Linked DNA regions of Homo sapiens: region 1 is linked to region 2. Evidence: read pairs that join two places in POLR2A ChIA-PET (ENCODE). Cell type or tissue: CD4-positive, alpha-beta T cell. All regions are shown on one strand. Links, peaks and the distances in the headings refer to the core of each region. The heading gives the core; the rest is flanking DNA. Region 1 overlaps EPC2 (enhancer of polycomb 2). Region 2 has its middle 93 kb from the start of EPC2.

The links. ChIA-PET counts read pairs that join two places held together with the same protein. Peaks named below come from ENCODE experiments on the same cell type or tissue, not always from the same donor. Only the 100,000 strongest peaks of a DNase experiment are listed, where the experiment ranks them.
Region 1: POLR2A ChIA-PET joins it to region 2 with 7 read pairs; 3 of 35 experiments call an interaction of 5 or more read pairs at or near these places.

Annotation. Positions count from the first base shown.
Region 1 is chr2:148,708,009-148,719,133 of GRCh38, forward strand. All of the region lies in intron 2 of EPC2 (enhancer of polycomb 2), which reads left to right. Among named protein-coding and RNA genes, the nearest start is that of EPC2, 69 kb to the left of the region's middle. In CD4-positive, alpha-beta T cell, for the core only: no CTCF peak of the experiment used is centred there; no DNase peak of the experiment used is centred there.
Region 2 is chr2:148,546,431-148,557,555 of GRCh38, forward strand. No RefSeq gene overlaps it. Among named protein-coding and RNA genes, the nearest start is that of EPC2, 93 kb to the right of the region's middle. RefSeq lists an enhancer at 7,372-8,329. In CD4-positive, alpha-beta T cell, for the core only: no CTCF peak of the experiment used is centred there; DNase peaks (open chromatin) are centred at 6,751 and 7,181; H3K4me3 peaks cover 1,159 bases; H3K27ac peaks cover 1,537 bases.

The sequences.
Region 1 (11,125 bases), core at 4,659-8,658, 160 kb after region 2:
TGAAGGAGATAGAGACACAAAAATCCCTTCAAAAAATCAGTGAATCCAGGAGTTGGTCTTTTGAAAAGATCAACAAAATTGATAGACCGGTAGCAAGACTAATAAAGAAGAGAGAAGAATCAAATAGATGCAGTAAAAAATGATAAAAGGGATATCACCACCTGCCCTACGGAAGTACAGACTACCATCAGAGAATACTATAAACCCCTCTACACAAATAAACTAGAAAATCTAGAAGAAATTGACAAATTCCTCGACACATACACCCTCCCAAGACTAAACCAGGAAGAAGTTGAATCGCTGAATAGACCAATAACAGGCTCTGAAATTGAAGCAATAATTAATAGCCTACCAACCAAAAAAAGTCCATGACCAGACGGATTCACGGCTGAATTCTACCAGAGGTATGAAGAGGAGCTGGTACCATTCCTTCTGAAACTCTTCCAATCAATAGGAAAAGAGGGAATCCTCTCTAACTCATTTTATGAGGCCAGCATCATCCTGATACCAAAGCCTGGCAGAGACACAACAAAAAAGGAGAATTTTAGACCAATATCCCTGATGAACATTGATGTGAAAATCCTCAATAAAATACTGGCAAACTGAATTGAGAGGCACATCAAAAAGCTTATCCACCAATATCAAGTTGGCTTCATCCCTGGGATGCAAGGCTGGTTCAACATATGCAAATCAATAAACGTAATCCATCCTGTAAAGAGAACCAAACACAAAAACCACGTGATTATCTCAGTAGATGCAGAAAAGGCCTTTGACAAAATTCAGCATCCCTTCATGCTAAAAACTCTCAATAAACTAGGCATTGATGGAACATATCTCAAAATAGTAAGAGCTATTTATGACAAACCCACAGCCAGTATCATAGTGAATGGGCAAAAACTGGAAGTATTCCCTTTAAAAACTGGCACAAGACAGGGATGCCCTCTCTCACCACTCCTATTCAACATAGTGTTGGAAGTTCTGGCCAGGGCAGTCAGGCAAGAGAAAGAAAGAAAGGGTATCCAATTAGGAAAAGAGGAAGTCAAATTGTCCCTGTTTGCAGATGACATGATTATATATTTAGAAAACCCCATTGTCTCAGCCCAAAATCTCCTTAAGCTAATAAGCAACTTCAGCAAAGTCTCAGGATACAAAATCAGTATGCAAAAATCACAAGCATTCTTATACACCAATAACAGACAAACAGAGGCCAAATCATGAGGGAACTCCCATTCACAATTGCTTCAAAGAGAATAAAATACTTAGGAATCCAACTTACAAGGGATGTGAAGGACCTCTTCAAGGAGAACTACAAACCACTGCTCAACGAAATAAAAGAGGACACAAACAAATGGAAGAACATCCCATGCTCATGGATAGGAAGAATCAATATCGTAAAAATGGCCATACTGCCCAAGGTAATTTATAGATTAAATGCCATCCCCATCAAGCTACCAATGACTTTCTTCACAGAATTGGAAAAAACTACTTTAAAGTTCATATGGAACCAAAAAAAGAGTCTGCATTGCCAAGACAATCCTAAGCCAAAAGAACAAAGCTGGAGGCATCACACTACCTGACTTCAAACTATACTACAAGTCTACAGTAACCAAAACAGCATGGTGCTGGTACCAAAACAGAGATATAAACCAACAGAACAGAACAGAGCCCTCAGAAATAATGCCACATATCTACAACCATCTGATCTTTGACAAACCTGACAAAAACAAGCAATGGGGAAAAGGATTCCCTATTTAATAAATGGTGCTGGGAAAACTGGCCAGCCATGTATGGAAAGCTGAACCTGGATCCCTTCCTTACATCTTATACAAAAGTTAATTCAAGATGGATTAAAGACTTAAATGTTAGACCTAAAACCATAAAAACCCTAGAAGAAAACCTAGGCAATACCATTCAGGACATAGGCATGGACAAGGAATTCATGACTAAAACACCAAAAGCAATGGCAAAAAAAGCCAAAATTGACAAATGGGATCTAATTAAACTAAAGAGCTTCTGCACAGCAAAAGAAAGTACCATCAGATTGAACAGGCAACCTACAGAATGGGAGAAAATTTTTGCAATCTACTCATCTGACAAAGGGGTAATATCCAGAATCTACAAAGAACTTAATCAAATTTGCAAGAAAAAAATCAAACAACACCATCAAAAAGTGGGCAAAGGATATGAACAGACACTTTTCAAAAGAAGATATTTATGCAGCCAACAGACACATGAGAAAATGCTCATCATCACTGGTCATCAGAGAAATGCAAATCAAAACCAAAATGAGATGCCATCTCACACCAGTTAGAATGGCAGTCATTGAAAAGTCAGGAAACAACAGGTGCTGGAGAGGATGTGGAGAAATAGGAACACTTTTACACTGTTGGTGGGATTGTAAACTAGTTCAACCATTGTGGAAGACAGTGTGGCAATTCCTCAAGGATCTAGAACTAGAAATACCATTTGACCCAGCCATCCCATTACTGGGTATATACCCAAAGGATTATAAATCATGCTACTATAAAGACACATGCATACGTATGTTTATTGTGGCACTTTTCACAGTAGCAGACTTGGAACCAACCCAGATGTCCAACAGTGATAGACTGGATTAAGAAAATGTGGCACATATACACCATGGAATACTATGCAGCCATAAAAAATAATGAGTTATGTCCTTTGTAGGGACATGGATGAAGCTGGAAACCATCATTCTCAGCAAACCATTGCAAGGGCAAAAAACCAAACACCGCATGTTCTCACTCATAGGTGGGAATTGAACAATGGGAACACTTGGACACAGGAAGGGGAACATCACACACCGGGGCCTGTTGTGGGTTGGGGGGAGTGGGGAGGGATGGCATTAGGAGATACACTTAATGTAAAAGAGAGTTCCCATATACCTCCTGTATGCACGCATACACACACACAATCTCCCCCACGGATATCCTCCACTATATTTCATTCAGTCTCTCTTTTTGTTTTAGCCTGGGTAGAGGCTTATTGATTTTATTGATCTTTTTAAATAATCAGCTTTTGGTGTTATTGTTTTTTTCTATTGATTTCCTGTTTTCAGTTTGATTAATTTCTCCTCTTTTTTTTTCTTCACTTACTTTGGGTTTCATTTGCTCTTCTAGTTTTCTAAAATGGAAGCTTAGATGATTGATTTTAGATCTTCTTTCCTAATATATGCAGTCAGTCCTATAAATTTTTCTCTAAGCACTGCTTTTCTCTGTCCCACAAATTTTGGTGTTAAATTTTCATTTTCATTCAGTTTAGAGTATTTAAAAAATTTCTTTTGAGATTTCTTCTTTGATCCATGTATTATTTTAAATAACACATATTTAAAATACTTGGGATTCTAAGTATTTTGGGATTTTCCAGCTATATTTTTGTTATTCATTTCTGTTTTAGTTCCATTGTGATCTTAGGACACACTTTATATCATTTCTACTCTCATAAAATTTATTATTTTTTTATGGCTCAGAATGTGGTCTTTTTGATGATTGTTTCCATGTGAGTTTTAGAAAAAGTGTGTTCTGCTCTTTTTGTATGCAGCATTTTATAAATAAATGCCAATTAGATCAGTTGACTGATCATGCTGTCCATTTTAAGTATGTCCTTACTGATTTTTTGCTTGCTGTATCTGTCCATTTCTGATAGAAGGCTATTAAAATTTCCAGCTACAATAGTGGATTCATCTTTTTTTCCTAGCAGTTATATCAATTTTTGCCTCACATAGTTTGTTGCTCTGTCGTTAGGCACATGCACATTAGGGATTGTTATATCTTCTTGGAGAATTGACTCTTATTATGTAATATGCCTCTTCATCCCTAATAATTTTCCTTGCTGTGAGGTCTCTTCTGTCTCAAGTGATTATAGGTACTCTGGCTTTGTTTTGATTGGTGTAAGCATGGTGTATCTTTCTCTGTTCCTTTAATCTCTATGTGTCTTTATTTAAACTGGGTTTATTTTAGATAGCAATTTGGGTCTTGTTTTTGTTCCACTCTGATGATCTCTTTCAGTTGGTGTATTTAGACCATTGATATTTAAAGTGATTATTGATTTCCTTGGATTAATATCTACCATATCTGTTAATGTTTTGTATTTGATTCCCTTGGTCTTTGTTTCTGGTTTTATCTTCTACACTTTTTGTGCTTTTAATTAAGAATTTTATACTTCTGTTTTCTCTCCTTTCTTAGCATATCTATCATACTGTTTGTGTGTGTGGGGGTGTGTGTGTGTGTGTGTGTTTGCCCTAGAATTTACACTGTACATTTACCGTTAATCCAAGGCCACTTGCAAGTAGCACTATAATGCTTCACAGGTTGTACAAGTACTTTATAATAAAAAATTTCTAATTCCTCCTTTCTGTCCCTTGTATCATTGCTGTCATTCGACACACAGACACACACACAGACAATGTGCCACATAATGTTTTGATCAATGATGAACCACATATACAATTATAATGGAACCGAAAAATTCTTATTGCTTAGTGATGTCATAGCCATTGGAATGTTGTAGAACAGTGCATTACTGATGCTGGTGTAAACAAATCTGCATTGCCAGTTATGTAAAAGTATAGCACATACAGGCCAGGTGTGGTGGCTCACGCCTGTAATCCCAATACTTTGGGAGGCTGAGGCTGGAAGATTGCTTGGGGCCAGGAGTTGGAGACCAGCCTGGGCAGAGACTCCGTCTCTACAAAAAATGAAAACAATAGCCAGGTGTGGTAATATATTCCTATAGTCCTAACTACCCAGTAGGCCGAGGCAGGAGGATTACTTGAGATTAGGAGTTTGTGGTTACAGTGAAGCATGATCACTCCACTGCACTCCACTCTGGGCAACATTGTGAGATCCCATCTAAAAAAGGAAAAGCAAAAGTATAGCATGCTAGCCAGGTGCCATGGTGGCTCACACCGGTAATCACTTTGGGAGGCGTGAGGCAGGAAGGTCCCTTGAGCCCAGGAGTTTGAGACCAGCCTGGGCAACATAGACCCTGTCTCAATAAATAAATAAATAACAATTATTCACAGTACTAATACTTGATAATAAATATGTTACTAGCTTGTGTATTTACTATTCTATACTTTTTAATCGTTATGTTAGAATGTATTTCCTCTACTTATCAAAAATTGTAAAACAGCCTTAGGCAGGTCCTTCAGGAGATATTTCAGAAGACATTATAGGAGATAATAGCTTCATGCAAGTTATTGCCCCTAAAGAGCTTCCAGTGGGACAAGATGTAGACATGGAAGACAGTGATAATGATGATCATGACCCAGTGTAGGCCTAGGCTAATGGGTGTGTTTATGTCTTAGTTTTTGACACAAAAAAATTTATAAATAAGAAAAAGCTTATAGAATAAGAATTTACAGAAAATATTTTGTACAGCTGTATACTGTTTTAGCTGTGGTGTTACAAAAGAGACAAAAAGTTAAAAAGTAAAAGTTTATAAAGTGAAAAAGTTACAGTAAGCTGTTTATTATTAGAGAAAAAAAATTTTTTTTAAGTTTAGTGTAGCCTGAGTGTAGTCTACAACAGTGTAATGTCCTAAGCCTTTGCATTCAGTCACCCCTCAACTCACCTAGACAACTTGCCATCCTATAAGCTATATTTATGATGTGCCCTATACAGTATATACCATTTTTTATCTTTTATACCATAGTTCTACTGTACCTTATCTATGTTTAATGTTTAGATATACAGATACTTCCCATTATTTCACAGTTGCCTACACTAGCATGCTCTACAGGTTTGTAGCCTAGGAGCAATAGGCTACAGCATATAGCATAGGTTGTACCTTTAGGTTTGTGTAGGTACACTCTGTGATGTTCCCACAATGAATGAAATCATCTAACAGATGCATTTGTCAGAATGTTTCTTTTTTATTTCTTGATTGAGGGGTACATGTGCAGGATGTGCAGGTTTCTTGCCTAGTTAAACATGTGCCATGGTGATTAGCTGCACAGATCATTCCATCACCTAGGTATTAAGCCCAGAATCCATTAGCTGTTCTTCCAGATGCTCTCCCTCCTCCCACCCCCCACCCTCTGACAGGCCCCAGTGTGGGTCGTTCCCCCCATCCCCATGTGTCCATGTGTTCTCATCATTCAGCTCCCATTTCTAAGTGAGAACATGCAGTATTTGATTTTCTGTTTCTGTGTTAGTTTGCTAAGGATAATGGCTTCCAGCTCCATTCATGTCCCTGCAGAGGGCATGATCTCGTTCCTTTTTTTTTGGCCACATAACATTCTGTGGTGTGGATGTAGCACATTTGCATTAGCCAGTCTATCATCGATGGGCATTTAGGTTGATTCCATGTCTTTGGTATTGTGAATAGTGCTGCAGTGAACATGCATTCATGTATCTTTATAATAGAATGATTTATATTCCTTTGGGTATATACCAAGTAAGGGGATTGTTGAGTCAAATGGTATTTCTGCCTCTAGGTCTTTGAGGCATTGCCACACTGTCTTCCACAATGGTTGAACTAATTTACACTCCCACCAACAGTGTAAAAGCGTTCCTTTTCCTCCACAACCTTGCCAGCATCTGTTGTTTTTTGACTTTTTAATAATTGCCATTCTGACTGGTGTGAGATGGTACCTCATTGTGGTTTTGATTTGCATTTCTCTAATGATCAGTGGTGTTGAGCTTCTTTTCATGTTTGTTGGCCACATGAATGTCTTCTTTGGAGAAGTGTCTGTTCATGTCCTTTGACCACTTTTAATCAGGTTGTTTTTTTCTTGTAAATTTGTTTAAGTTCCTTGTAGATGCTGGAATATTACATCTTTGTCAGATGGGTAAGTTGCAAAAAGTTTCTCCCATTCTGTAGGTTGTCTGTTTACTCTGATGAGAGTTTCTTTTGCTGTGCATAAGCTCTTTAGTTTAATTAGATTCCATTTGTCAAGTTTTGCTTTTGTTGCAGTTGCTTTTGGCATCTTTGTCATGAAATCTTCGCCCATGCCTATATCCTGAATGGTATCGCCTAGATTTTCTTCTAGGGTTTTTTTTTTTTTTTTTTTTTTTTTGGAGACAGAGTCTTGCTCTGTTGCCTAGGCTGAAGTGCAGTGGCACGATCTCAGCTCACTGCAAGCTCCGCCTCCCAGGTTCACACCATTTTCCTGCCTCAGCCTCCTGAGTAGCTGGGACTACAGGCACGTGCCACCGCACCCGGCTACTTCTTTGTATTTTTAATAGAGACCAGGTTTCACCATGTTAGCCAGGATTATCTTGATCTCCTGACCTTGTGGTCTGCCCACCTCGGCCTCCCAAATTGCTGGGATTACAGGCGAGAGCCACTGCGCCCAGCCTCTTCTAGCGTTTTTATAGTTTTGGGTTTTCCATTTAAGTCTTTAATCATCTTGAATTGATTTTTGTTTTTGGTGTAAGGAAGGGGTCCAGTTTCAGTTTTCTGCATATGGCTAGCCAGTTTTCCGAGCACCATTTATTAAATAGGGAATTCTTTCCCCATTGCTTGTTTTTGTCAGGTTTGTTGGAGGTCAGGTGGTTGTATGTATGTGATCTTATTTCTGGGTTCTCTATTCTGTTCCATTCGTCTGTGTGTCTGTTCTTGTACTAATATCATGCTGTTTTGGTTACTATAGCCTTGTAGCATAGTTGAAGTCAGGTAGTATGATGCCTTCATGTTTGTTCTTTTTGCTTAGGATTGTCTTGGCTACTCGGGCTCTTTTTTGGTTCCATATGAATTTTAAAATAGTTTCTTCTAATTCTGTGAAGAATGTCAATGGTAGTTTAATGGGAATAGCATTGAATCTATAAATTGTTTTGGGCAGTGTGACCATTTTCACAATATTGATTCTTCCCACCCATGAACATGGAATGTTTTTCCATTTATTTGTGTCCTCTCTGATTTCTTTGAGCAGTGGTTTATAGTTCTCCTTGAAGAGGTCCCTCACTTCCCTTATTAGCTGTATTTCCAGGTATTTTATTATTTTTGTGGCAGTTGTGAATGTGAGTTCATTCGTGATTTGGCTCTCTGATTGCTTGTTATTGGTGTATAGGAAGGCCAACAATTTTTGAACATTGATTTTCTATCATGAGACTTGCTGAAGTTGCTTATAAGCTTAAGAAGCTTTTGGGCTGAGACGATGGGGTTTTCTAGAAATAGGATCATTTTATCTGCAACCAAAGATAATTTTACTTCCTCTCTTTCTATTTGAATACACTTTATTTATTTCCCTTGCCTGATTGCCCTGGCCAGAACTTCCAATTCTATGTTGAATAGGAGTGGTGAGAGAGGGCATGCATCTTTGTCTTGTGCTGGTTTTCAAGGGGAATGCTTCCAGCTTTTGCCCATTCAGTATGTTATTGGTGGGTTTGTCATATATGGCTCTTAATATTTTGAGGTATGTTCCTTGAATACCTAGTTTATTGAGAGTTTCTAACATGAAGGGATGTTGAATTGTATTGAAGGCCTTTTCTCCATCTGTTGAGATAATCATGTATTTTTTTGTCTTTAGTTCTGTTTATGTGATGAATCTGTTTATGTTATGTGATGAACATTTATTAATTTGCATATGTTTAACCAGCCTTGCATCCTGGGGATGAAGTCTGCTTGGTTGTGGTGGATAAGGTTTTTGATGTGCTGCTAGATTCAGTCTGCCAGTATTTTGTTGAGTTTTGCATCGAGGTTCACCAAAGATGTTGGCCTGAAGTTTTCTTTTTTGTTTTATCTCTGCCAGGTTTTGGTATCAGGATGATGCAGGCCTTATGGAATGAACTAGGGAGGAGTCCCTCCTTTTCAATTTTTTGAACAGTTTCAGTAGGAATGGTACCAGCTCTTCTTTTTACCTCTGGTATAATTTAGCTGTGAATCCGTCTGGTCCTGGGCTTTTTTTGGTTGATAGACTATTTATTACTGCTTCAACTTTAGAACTCATTATTGGTCTATTTAGGGATTCAGTTTCTTCCTGGTTCAGTCTTTGGAGGGTGTATGTGTCCAGGAATTTATCCATTTCTTCTAGATTTTCTAGTTTATGTGCATAAAGGTGTTTATAGTATTCTCTGATGGTTTGTATTTCTGTGGGGTCAGTGGTGATATCCCCCTTATCATTTCTGATTATATTTATTTGACTGTTCTGTCTTCTTTATTAGCCTAGCCTAGTGGTCTGTCTTATAAATTTCAAAAAAAACAACTCCTGGATTCATTGATTTTTTTTTTTTTTTTTTTTGAGGAGTTTTTCTTGTCTCTGTCTACTTCGATTCAGCTCTGATATTGACTATTTCTTGTCTACTGGTAGCTTTGGGGTCTGTTTGCCCTTGGTCCTCTAGTTCTTTTAGCTGTGTTGTTAGGTTGTTAACTTCAGATCTTTCTAGCTTCTAGATGTGGGCATTTAGTGCTATAAATTTCCCGCTTAACACTGCTTTAGCTGCATCCCAGAGATTCTGGTACATTGTATCTTTGTTCTCATTAGTTTCAGAGAAATTATTGATTTCTGCCTTTATTTCATTATTTACCCAAGAGTGATTTGGAAGCAGGTTGTTCAGTTTCCATGTAGTTAGTTGTGTGGTTTTGAGTGCATTTCTTAATCTTGAGTTCTAATTTGGTTGTGCTGTGGTCTGACAGACTTTGTTATTATTTCAGTTCTTTTGCATTTGCTGAGGAGTGTTTTACTTCCAATTATGTGATCAATTTTACTCAAGTAAGTGCCGTGCAGTAATGAGAAGAATGTATATTCTGTTGTTTTTGGGTGGAGAGTTCTATAGGTATTTGTCAGGTCTACTCTATCCAGAGCTGAGTTCAGATCCTGAATATCTTTTAATTGTCTTTCTCTATGATCTGTCTAATATTGTCAGTAGGGGTGTTAAAGTCTCCCACTATTATTGTGTGGGAGTCTAAGTCTCATTGAAGGTCTCTAAGAACTTGCTTTATGAATCTGGGTGCTCCAGTATTGGGCACATATATAGGTTAGTTAGCTGTTCTTGTAGAATTGAACCCTTTACCATTATGTCATGCCCTTCGTTGTCTTTTTTGATCTTTGTTGGTTTAAAGCCTGTTTTATCAGAAACTAGGATTGCAACCCCTGCTTCGTTCTGTTTCCCATTTGCTTAGTAAATTGTCTTCAGTCTCTTTATTTTGAGTCTTTGTGTGTCTTTGCATGTGAGATGGGTCCCTTGAAGGTAGCGTAGCAATGGGTCTTGATTCTTTATCCAGCTTGCCATTCTGTGTCTTTTAATTGGGGCAGTTAGCCCATTTACATTTAAGGATAGAATTCTTATGTGCGGATTTGATTCTCTCATCATGCTAGCTGGTTATTTTGCAGACTTGTTTATGTGCTTGCTTCATAGGGACTGATCTGTGTACTTCAGTGTGTTTTTGTAGCAACTGGTAACTGTTTTTCCTTTCCATATTTAGTGCTTCCTTCAGGAGCTCTTGCAAGGCAGGCCTGATGGTGATGAATTCCCTCAGCATTTGCTTGTCTGAAAAGGATCTTATTTTTCCTTTGCTTATGAAGCTTAGTTTGGCCCAATATGACATTCTGGGGTGGAAATTCTTTTCTTTAAGAATGTTGAATATTGACCCGCAGTCTCTTCTGGTTTGTAGGATTTCCACTGAGAGGTCTGTTGTTAGTCTGATGGGCTTCCCCTTGTAGGTGACCTGGCCCTTCTCTCTGGCTGCTCTGAGCATTTTTTCTTTCATCTTGATCTTGGAGAATCTGATGATTATGTGTTTTGGGGATGATTCTTCTCATGGAGTATCTTACTGGGGTTCTCTGTATTTCCTGAATTTGAATGTTGGCCTGTCTTGGTAAGTTGGGGAAGTTCTCCTAAATGATATCCTGAAGTATGTTTTTCAACTTGGTTCCAACTCCCCATCACTTTCAGGTACCTCAGTCAGTCGTAGATTCAGTCTGTTTACATAATCCCATATTTCTCAGAAGTTTTGTTCATTCCATTTCCTTCTTTTTTCTCTAGTATTGTCTGCTTGTCTTAATTCAGAAAGCCAGTCTTCCAGCTCTAAGATTCTTTCCTCTGCTTGGCCTGTTCTTCTATTAATATTTATGATTGCATTGTGAAGTTCTCGTGTTGTGTTTTTTTAACTCCATCAGGTCATTTATCTTCCTCTCTAAACTGGCTATTCTGGTTATCAG
Region 2 (11,125 bases), core at 4,605-8,604:
ATCAGCTGGCTGAGCAGAACACCCACTGCCCTTCCAGCCTCAGGCAGGAAGTTGCTTAATGAACTCCTAAATAGTTACCCACAATAACCAGATTTCCTACACAGAGTCTGTGGTTTCCTGCCCTCCAGAAGGTGCTCCCAGCCCTCCTCCCCCATGTTCCTCACTGCCCATGAGTCTTCCTGGGCTCAGGTGCACCCCTCCTTCCCTCAACCTCCCATCTCCTCATTCTTGCGCTACTTCCTCACTCTTTGCTCTTATTTTCTTCCTAACCTGTGCCCTTATTGTTTGTCTGTTTTCTGAAAATATTTCCACTCTCAAGGGATTTTGTGGCTATCCCTGGATCTCCTTGCTGTTGCACTAATAGCTCAGAGGGCATACCCATCTTTAGCCCTAACCCCAATTTCTCCCAGATCCAGTGATGTTATAGTTGAATGACATCCCCTTAAAAAGATATGTTGACATCCTAATCCCTGGTACCTCAAAGTGTGGTGTTATTTGTAAACTTGCAGACATAGTTAAGAAGTTGTACTGGAGTACGGTGGGCCCCTGATCCAATGCTACTAGTGTCCTTCTAAGAAGACAGCCATGTGAGGACACAGGCAGCTGAATAAATGAATGACTGCCTACATGGAGGAGCTAAAACTCCTCCATGCTGGCAGGGGCAAGAGAGGGAGTGGCAGGACTGGAAACAGTGAATACAGTGGCCAAGTGACAGAGAATGAAAAAAAGCTAATTTTTCATTTGTCTAATGAATCCAAGTGAGAGCTATAGTGAACGCAAGGCCTCCCTGGGTTCTTTTCCATCTTGTGATCGCCATTTCTCTGCTGCTAGAGGACATCAAATCCTTCGCTCTCAACTTGGCACAACCAGGTGAGCCCACCCAGGTGGTTGCCATCCAGCACTCCGGCCTGGCGTCTCCAAGGTCGACCCTAGCCAGCACAACCAATGCATCTGATGGTTCCAGACCCGAACAAGGAGGCTGAACATGAGCCTTGGGAGGCGGAGGTGGGGCGGGGCGTGGGGTTCATGTGCTGCATGTTTGGAGGCTGAAGTGCTCTCCCTCACACTCTGGGCCTGAGTGCTGCACTCACAGTGAAGCTTTACCATTTATGAGGCTCCTGCTACTGCAAGGTATGGCCAAGACTCATCCGTAGACACACATTAGCAACTCTAAGGCAGAAATCAGTGCCATGGAACTGGGCAGTGGGCCACTGGAATTCAGAGAAAGAAGACGTCAGTACTGTGGAGGGCATGGTGGGTAGATGTCAAGAGACCCAGAAGTAGCCCTTGAAGGGAGAGTGGCCCTAGAATCCCCCTCTCTAGAATCCCCCTCCCTAGAAGCCACCTCCCTAGAAGCTCCCTCCCTAGAAGCCCCCTTTCTTCAAGGGCAGCTTCTTGAGTGGCAGGCATTTCATGGGAGGACAGCAAAGACATGGGTGTGGGGATAAGTTTAGAAGACAGTCAGCCCCTGGCTGTACATGAGCAAACAAATAGCTCCAGGACAGACAATGCCAAGGTGGATGGTATCTGGACCTTCCCACCCAGGAACAAATGTGTCCTTGATGCCAAGAGATGCAGAAGGGCTGCTTTCTGAGTTAAAGAGGGAAGCATTGGCCTTTTTTCTATTTGGATGAATAACATCCTGATCGTTTTGGTAACTTCAAATAAAATATAAAGGCAGAAATAATATAGCATCAGCCAAGTTATTATTAAAAAATAACAGAATGCAGTCATTGGCAGTGTTGGACCAGAAATACAATCCCCCTGAGGAGCTGACATTATCCATGGGCTGGTAGAGGGGCCTCTCACTTGCTCTCTGGCTGGTGTGTCTTTGCTTCTCCACTGGCATCTGCAGGCTGGGGGGCTATTCAGGTGGCTGACCCATAGGGACCCTACTGAGTGCTTGCCTATTGGGAAATGCGCAGTGAACATTTAATGAAGGGAGTGGGATGGGGGAAGAGAAGAGACAGCGTGTGAATTATCTTCTGACAGTGTTAATATGGAATCAATTTCTAAGAAGAGATGAGCATTTACCACCAAGGTTAACATGATGGAATATGTGGATACAAGCCTTCAAGACTTTTAAACCAACGGTGTTCATGGTAGGCAATTGCTTTTCTTTATAATGAGAATTGTAGGCAAATGATAACATGCTGTAGAAGTTATTAATTGATGTTTTAAAAGTTACCCCATGGCAGAAAATTAGAGAAAATGCGTTGCTGGCTTAAGCTTCTTCTCCTGAAGATCATCAGGATCTTGTCCAACGAAGTGCCTTCATTATGTCACATTTAACTCATCCATCTTCATTTTCAACTCAACTGGTTCAGCTGCTGTGTATCTCTGGGTCCCTTCAGCCTTCTCCCAGGACAAGCACCATTTAGATGCTCACTTGATCATTAGATGTTTAATGGCTGGGACGTTTGCCACTTCTTGGCAGTCTCAGGGCCCTCTTGTGTTAGGAAGTGGGCCAAATGCATCTAAATGGGGAGTGAGGTGAGATAGAGGGGCTTTTGTGCTAACTTCTGTCTGAAAGATGTGCGTAGACTGCTTAGTGTGGAATCTGTCACAGAGCAGCAATGGGAATGATTTTGGCCCATCTGTCCCCGTCAGTCCATCAGTGATCTTTTGCCCCAGGCAAGGAAGTCATGGGAGATAGGGCTCTTTGCCACCTTCAGGGCCCAATTCCCGCCAGCCTCTCAGTGTGAGCACTCCACATACTAATATGATTCTTGGGCTTAACAACAATACATTTTTTATACAATATGGCTCTTAGATGCAAGCCAACTACACATCCGGTGCTTGACCAAAGCGGTGATCTATCCTCACTCAGCCAGAAGAAAAAAGTGGACTCTGTGTCGGACATTTTGACAGATGGTGCCTTGGTCTCCAATGTGGCACACAAATACCAACCCTGTGGGCTGAATTCAGGTGTTTTTTTGTTGCTTGTTTTGTTTTGTTTTTTGAGAAGGAGTCTTGCTCTGTTGCCAGGCTGCAGTAAGGTGGCGCGATCTTGGCTTACTGCAACCTCCACCTCCTGGGTTCAAGCGATTCTCCTGCCTCAGCTTCCCAAGTAGCTGGGACTACAGGTGCGTGCCACCACGCCCAGCTAATTTTTGTATTTTTAGTAAAGACTGGTTTCACCATGTTGGCCAGGATGGTCTCAATCTCTTGACCTCGTGATCCGCCTGCCTTGGCCTCCAGAAATTTGGACCTCATGCAATTTTCATCTTAGGAGCAACCCCTAGTTCAGACATGATGGCCCTGAGGGCGACACTCTAATTAGTCCTAGGTTACTCAGGCTACCATCACTGAGTCAGCCCCTCACAGCCCTGTGCCCCCATGCTAGTGAACTGCAATTCTCCAAACGCACCTCTATTCTGCATTCCATCTGAAGTAACTGCAGGCCCGGGGAGGAGGGCATGACATGAGGAAGGGGTGATGGAGCAGACTTTACTGGGAAAAAGGCACTAAGTCTTGCCTTGCTCATCCTTGAGCCCTGGAAGAAGGCAGGCCTGGGTTTGCCTCTTTCCACTTGGAACAGGCTTAAAAATTCCAGCTGAGTGAGTCTTGGAGCGCAGGCCAGAGGCCTGAGGTAGGGACACTGACAGGGCTACCCTGCCTCAGCTGGAGGGGACCCCGGGGACTGTCCCTTATCTTTCCTCTGTGATGGGTCTCAGTTAAAGCCAGCAGTGGTAGGCAAATGAGTGCTAAGCCCAGCTTTCACCTTCTCATAGCAGCGGTCTTCAAACTTGGGTCAAGTACACCTGAGGGTGTACAGACCTTTCAGGAGGAAAAATATCCATGAGTGATTTAGAGGAAATCCACGTCCACAGTCTTAATATCCAAAGCACCGATTTCTAAAATCGTCTCATGGAACTTCCCATGCCCCGCTCACCCATCGTGATCGCAACATGAAGCCTTACTCTGGGGTGTAAAAACTTCCTTGGACCAAAAGAGGGGAGAAGCACTTTGGGAGGCCGAGGCGGGTGGATCATGAGGTCAGGAGATCGAGACCATCCTGGCTAACAAGGTGAAACCCCGTCTCTACTAAAAATACAAAAAATTAGCCGGGCGCGGTGGCGGGCGCCTGTAGTCCCAGCTACTCGGGAGGCTGAGGCAGGAGAATGGCGTGAACCCGGGAAGCGGAGCTTGCGGTGAGCCGAGATTGCGCCACTGCAGTCCGCAGTCCGGCCTGGGCGACAGAGCGAGACTCCGTCTCAAAAAAAAAAAAAAAAAAAGAGGGGAGATCGATCAATTGGTTTCTGGGGGCTTCTTTAATGATTCATCAAGGCATCTTCCATCCTCAGGGCGTGCCGTCTTTCCCTGTCTTATGTATATTTCTGTCAAGGGTGAAGCGTGGCCCACATTGAGGTGCTCTAAATTTAGAACAGCTAAGGCAGTATAGGTTAAAGAATTTTAAAATGATTTCTTTCAGATTCAGTCTGCATTATTCAGTAATTAAAACTTACTTTATCAAACCAGCTCATGAAATACTATTCCAATTATAGTTAGTCCTCATCTTATTTCATCTTATGAAATGTTTAATCTTTTATAACTCCTAACAAAAATAAACTTTTAAACTAAGGAGGAAGCATTTAGATGTCAAATTTAATTTCTGCAAAGAGATATACAGTTGTTTAAAACTGTTTTAGGGAGCGCATGTGCAAAAATGTTTGGAGACCATGACCCCAGGGATCTCATGCTCCCTGCCCCCGTATCCCACATGTGCAAGCTCCTCCCAGCCCCTCAGCTGCAAACATAAAGGATGTAGTCACTAGCCACAGATGGCAATTAACATTTAAATTAAGTTAAAAATTTAATTCCTTAATTGTACTAGCCACATTTCAAGTGCTAAGTAGGCATGTGAGGCTAGTGTCTGCTGTATTGGACAGGTCAGATGCACAATAGTTCCATTGTCACAGAAAGTTCTCTTGGACAGCCCTGGTCTAAACTATCCTGGGAACTGACATGGCCAGGAGAAGCTGTGACATCATCAAACACATTTGATCATTTAATATTTTTAGAAAGGCAGTTCAAGCCCATGATGAAAAATTCAAAAGATACAAAATGGTCTATAGGGCAAAGTCTCTTCCTGCTCTGGCCTTCGGTCACCTGGTTTCTCCCGGTACCAGCTTCTTGGGATTCCCTCCAAAGATATTCTACTTAAGCTCATGACAATACTGTACAGTATTTATGTTTCTGATATCGCCATGAAATTCTGTATTTTCTATATACAACAATGAAAATTATTGGCTGTGCGCAGTGGCTCACACCTGTAATCCCAATACTTTGGGAAGCCTAGGCGAGCAGATCACTTGAGGCCAGGAGTTTCAGACCACCCTGGGTAACATGGTGAAACCCCATCTCTACTAAAAATACACACACACACACAAAAATTAGCTGGGTGTGGTTGCGCATACCTGTAATTCCAGCAACCAGAGAGGCTGTGGCACAAGAATCGCCTGATCCCAGGAGGCGGAGGTTGCAGTGAACTGAGATCATGCCACTGCACACCAGCCTGGGCAAGAGAGTGAGACATTGTGTCAAAAAAGAAAAAAAAAGGAAAATTCTTTGAAAAAGTTTGGACTATTTTTCAACACAATTTTAGTATTATCTCACATAAGTTGTCTCTGTGGCAGCTTTAAAACATGGCCATAAATCTTCCTGAACATTCCTTCCATAGAGAGGATAGCTTTGTGCTTTTTTCCCCATGATCTGGGTGAGGTTTTGACTGCTTCCATCATTGCAACAGGGGAGAAGCAACCCTATGTGACTTCCAGGTAAGGTCATAAAAGGCCGTGAGACCTCCACCCTGTCTCAGGAATACTCACTCTTGGAGTCCTGAACTGCGGCGTGAGAAGTCCCACTCCCCTAGCCTGACCACACTGGAGAGGCCACACACATGCACAGGTGACACTCCCAGCAGAGCTGTTCATTGGCGGTAGCTGGATTTGGGGGTGAAGAAGCAGTCTTGAATGGTTACCTGTGACTCAAGAGAGGACTTTTGCAATTTGATTGGAAAGCTTAGCAAAAACTTAGTAATTAATATTTGGAAGACTAAGCAATGAAAAAATGAGGTAATTAGTAATTCCAAGAAAACCAAAGTTGACCCATAAAAGAATAACAGCCTATATGGTTCAGCTGTGAGTACTTATAGTAATGCTAGCACAGTACATTGATTTAGCCAAAAATGGTGCTGTAACGATGTTGGGAGGGTGGGTGGAGGGGAAATATGCACAAGGAGGGTGCAGGAAGGCAATAAGTGTCTAAAATTGAAGAACCTAAAAATAGCTGTATTATTTGGAAGTACAGATATAAATTACAGAAGAAACAGATGGGCGATACTGAAGCAGGTGTGTGTGCCAATGGGAACGATACAGTAGCAAGGGAGACGCTGATGGGAGGGACTGAATGGATGATAGGAGGCCACTTGGACACAGCTGAGCAGACAGGGAAGGGGCAGAGGAGGCCAGCAAGTGTGGCTGTGCTTGTAGGTTTCTAGGTGGGGAAATGTGAGCATTTCCATCGGACAGCATCTCTTTCCTCAGTGAAACGAGGAGAGTTCATCAGCTGAGACTAAAAAGCAGGGAAGGGCAGTGGGAGTTTTAAGGATAAAAAAGGAATGAAAAAGTACCCTAGAAGAATACGAATGCTGGTTTTAACAGAGAAACACAGCAATATTGCTTAGTAGCTCCAAGTACCCCTTTGAGGTCTGCGATGAACTGAAAGTGAAAGCAGCCTGCTTGCTTGACTTTTCCATAGTAATGTCGAGCTGCTTGAGTGGAGAGATACATGGGTGGGCTCACTTAGTATTTTGTAGGAGACTCCGTGGAAAGGCAAGGGGATTCTGAGGATGAGAGTTTTGGAAGGAAGTTGTTTATGGTGATGAACCATAAGCCCTAAGCTGGACACGAGGAGTGAACAGAAAGGTGACTGACAAATTGTAAAAGGCGGTGGAGCCAACAGAAAAGAGATCTCAACAGAGTTGAAGAATTGTCACAGTAGACGCTCAAGTATGTGTCAAGGACAGAAAGCTTATGAGAGAGTGGGGCTTTGGGCTTGCAGCAGCAGAACAGTTTCTGGTGGTGACAAGGTTCAGGCTATGACCTTGAGGTGGAGTGGAGGGAGAAAACGTCATTCGAGATGAGAAGGTCCAGGAAACTGAGAAGCCAGGCTGCTAGATGGGACATTGTATGGTTACTTTAATGAGATTGTCAAGAAAGGCTATGCAGAGAAAAAGATGGGGAGCCAGGAGGTGCAGTCCAGTGAATGAGTGAATGGATCACATGGAAGAAAAGAAAAGACATGTGATCGCGTGGTATAGTCAGGAAGCCAGAGCTTTTAATGGGTAGGACATTTTGTAAAAGGTAACAGAGGTTAAGTTCCAGGAGCAACAGTAGAGAACAAGCAGGCACCAACACTCCTTCCAGGCCCTAAGGTTTGTAAGATATCAGACTGTAAGATATCAGACAGGCTCTGCCAGAAACAGCTGTGTGAATGTTGTACTCTTGGGACCAGCCAGGCTCCAATTAAGGCAAGGAAGAAAGAGGGAGGCTCTGATGTAGGCTGAGGACAGGCAAAATTGAGAGTCAAGGATTGGGGCTTCCAGAAGGCACAGTGGAAATGTTAGGGAGGAAATGAAGAGAATGGGTGGGAAACTGGATCAAATCAGGTGACGAGCACAGCAGGAAGGGGATGCAAGTCCAGGTGATAGTGGATGACTGGAGAGGTCTGCTCCTCTGGGGATAGCAGAGGAAAATGAACATCAGCTCTTGCCACTCCCCTGCTTAGAATCTTCTGATGGCTTCCATCACACTTCGAGTATAACTGAACTCCTTACAAGGACCCACAACGCTCTCCATCAGTGGTTCTCCAAGTGTGGTCCTTGGACTTGCAGCATCACCATCACCTGGACCTTGTCAGAAATGCAAATTCTTGGGCCCCACCCCAGAGCTACTGCGTTAGAAACTCTGGGGTAGGACCCAACAAGCTATGTTTTAACAAGCCCTCCTCCAAGTGATTCTGATGCATACTAAATCTGAGACTCTTTGGTGCACATAATCTGGCCCTTCTCTAGCTCTCTGACCTCAGAATTTCTTAATTTGCTGAGCGTTAGCCACACTCGTCTCCTTTCTCTCTGTTCTCAAGCTCATACTCTCCCTGGGGCCTTTGCTGTCACTGTGTCATCTGCTTGGAATGTTCCTGCCCCAGGCTACCATGTGGCTGCTCTTTCTCCCCAGGCAGGTCTCTATTCAGACTGATACCGCCTGACCATTTCATCTCACCCTTGACTCCCATTCATTTTCTAATCCATTACCCTCTTACTTCTTCAGGCACTTGCCACTTCCTGAAATCTTTACTTTTAAATGCGTTTATGTCTGTCTTCCCCACTAGAATGTAAGCTGTATGAGAATCGAGACCTTACCTGCCTTTTTAACCACTGTGACCCCAATATCTAGAACAGCAGGGTGTCTAGTGGGGTATCTGATAATTGTTAATAAATGAATGAGACATGATGGAATGAATGTTGATATTTCTTAGGCTTTGTGCATATAAATGGCTTGAGGCTCTGTTCAAATGCAGATTCTGCTTTGGGAGGTCCGGGGTGGGCCCTCAGATCTTGCATTTCTAACAAGTTCTCAGTGGTACCTGGCTTCTGGCTCACAGAGTTCACTCTGGCTAAGTTTTACAGTGAGCCCTTGGATCTGTCTCTTGTGGTCTCAAATACTTGATAGTTTGGTGGTTTCCAGACAATATCCTGAACATGCAGTTACATCTGTGATGATTCTATTTGAAACACCTTCCAGCCAGGAACAATAGCAGTTTTCCTAAACCAGCTCTCCTTGGGGAGATATGATGTTTGGGCTGTTTCCAGAGTACAGGGTAAGGAAAAGGAGCTTACTAAGGAGGCTACTGCTTTAAAGGAGGCCAAGTTTTGCTGAGAACAACTCAGCAGAAACCAACTTCCAAGTTTCCAGATTAATAAAGAAAAGAGAGCCTAGATAATTACAATCTGTGGCTAATCTGCTAACTCTAAAGTAAGGAATAGCTAAAATCTGTTTCCATCCAAATTGTTTTCTAGGAAAGCCAACAAGAAACAGCTGAGTGTCCAAAACACATTTTTGTCTCTTCTTCTCTTCCCTGCCCAGACACCATGGGTTGGCAATTAGTTAGATATCAAAACAAGAAAATATTGGGGGCTATATCATCTTAAAACTTGGTTAAAAAATACTCTAATTGAAAACTATGACCATCAGATATGCCTTTCTCATAATGTATTCTTAACGGGTGATAACATGCACTAAAGAGCTCTTTGACAAAAAATATTTTGGAAATCGCTGGCCTAAATGTACACCAGTCAGAGCTCCTGACTGCAGGACTTCTCAGAGCCATGAATTTGCTAACCTACTTATGACTCTCTGAGGACTTTCAGTACACAACATTTCCCAAACTTATTGGACTGCAGAATTTTCTAAGAGTATCATGAAGAACCAGTGTTTCATGGAGCAAACCTTTAGAAGCTTGTGGAATGAGGTTGGCCTCCACTGAGGCTTTGCTTAAAAGAAGAAGGCCAAGGAGAGATGGGAAATAAGACCAAGGAAAGAGGTAAAAGTATGTGGCTCGTCTCCAGGCCCCTCACTCAGCCTTTTGCCTGCCAGGGATTTCGCAACTTCAATATCTCACCTGTCCCAGCCTTTCCAAACGATGTTCTCTTAATCCCTCTCTTCTTCATTCCCCCATATTCCTGTCTCTCGGAGCCCTGATGAAGAACTAAAGGAATCAACCATTGTTGTGAGTTAATTTGATACCCCTGCCAAAGGTGTTAGTATTTTAAAGAGGATTTATGGAGAGGACCTATCTGACCCAAAAGGAATGGTTCTGCATGGGACTCTCTGGCTGGTGGGAGTGGGTTTTGTTTCAAGAATGTGCCTACACTTACTGAGGGACGTCTTCTTCCTGATCCTGGAATTAAGGGGCAGGAGTCTTGGCTGATAAAGAAATGGCTCTTATCTCGATCTGTTTTATTCTGTGGAGTTTGATGGGAAGACCTGGGATACTATTGCTGCCCTGCAAGCCTTCAACCAGTTCTCTTTCAATAGGGTGTCTGGGAAATACCAGCTACAGTTCCAAGTAATATTTTACAAGTAGAACATAGTTTTCAGCATTTTGGGGTAATGATCAATTTTTTCCACCACACTTTGTTTATGTGATATTTCTGAATCAAATTCCTATTTTTCTTCCTCTAAACTGTACTCACTTTGACCTTGTAACTGTATTTCTCACCAAGTATATAATCAACAGCAGTACAGAAAGTGAAGATACAAGTGTAGATGAATACTAGATGAACTGTTTCGCATTTATTTCCCACAACTTGGATGAAATATAACCTGGAAATTTTTTTGGCTTGGGGTTTTTGGTTTGCTGCAGCACAATCATAGCTCATGGCAGCCTCAAACTACTTGACTGAAGCGATCCTCCTATCTCAGCATCCTGAGTAGCTGGGACTACAGTCATGTGACACCACTCCTGGCTAATCTTTCTTTTTTTTTTTTTTGGTAGAGGTAGGGTCTCACTATGTTGGCCAGGCTGATCTCAAATTCCTAGCCTCAAGTGGTCCTCCCATCTCAGCATCCCAAAGTGCTGGGATTACAAGCGTAAACCACTGTGCCCAGCCGGTTTTAAAAACAATATATAAGCACTTCAAGGAAAATGACCAAGATCTTATTCCCATTTCATTCCCCAGTGCTGAGTGCCTGGCATGTAACAGCTCTCATGGTTGTTTGCTGATGTGAATATCCTAGTTGTGTTACACAGAATTGTTTTTGTTTCACCTTATTTCTATTGTTACCTTATTGCTATTATTTCAGACCCTCTCCCCGTTTAACATGGTGGTTGACTATAAATCTTTACACATTTTGTTTTGCTACTATTTTCAGCCAAGCGTGAACACATATATATCAAGAAAGGTTTTTTCATCAAGATTTTTCAAGTTTTGAAATTATTTTTAAGTTGCTAGGATATTTAAAACAATTTGACCATCTTTGCCTTAAGGCAATGTAGAACCAATCTAAATCTCCATCATTTACTAGGCTTCTAGCCACTGATAACACTCCAACTCAAATGG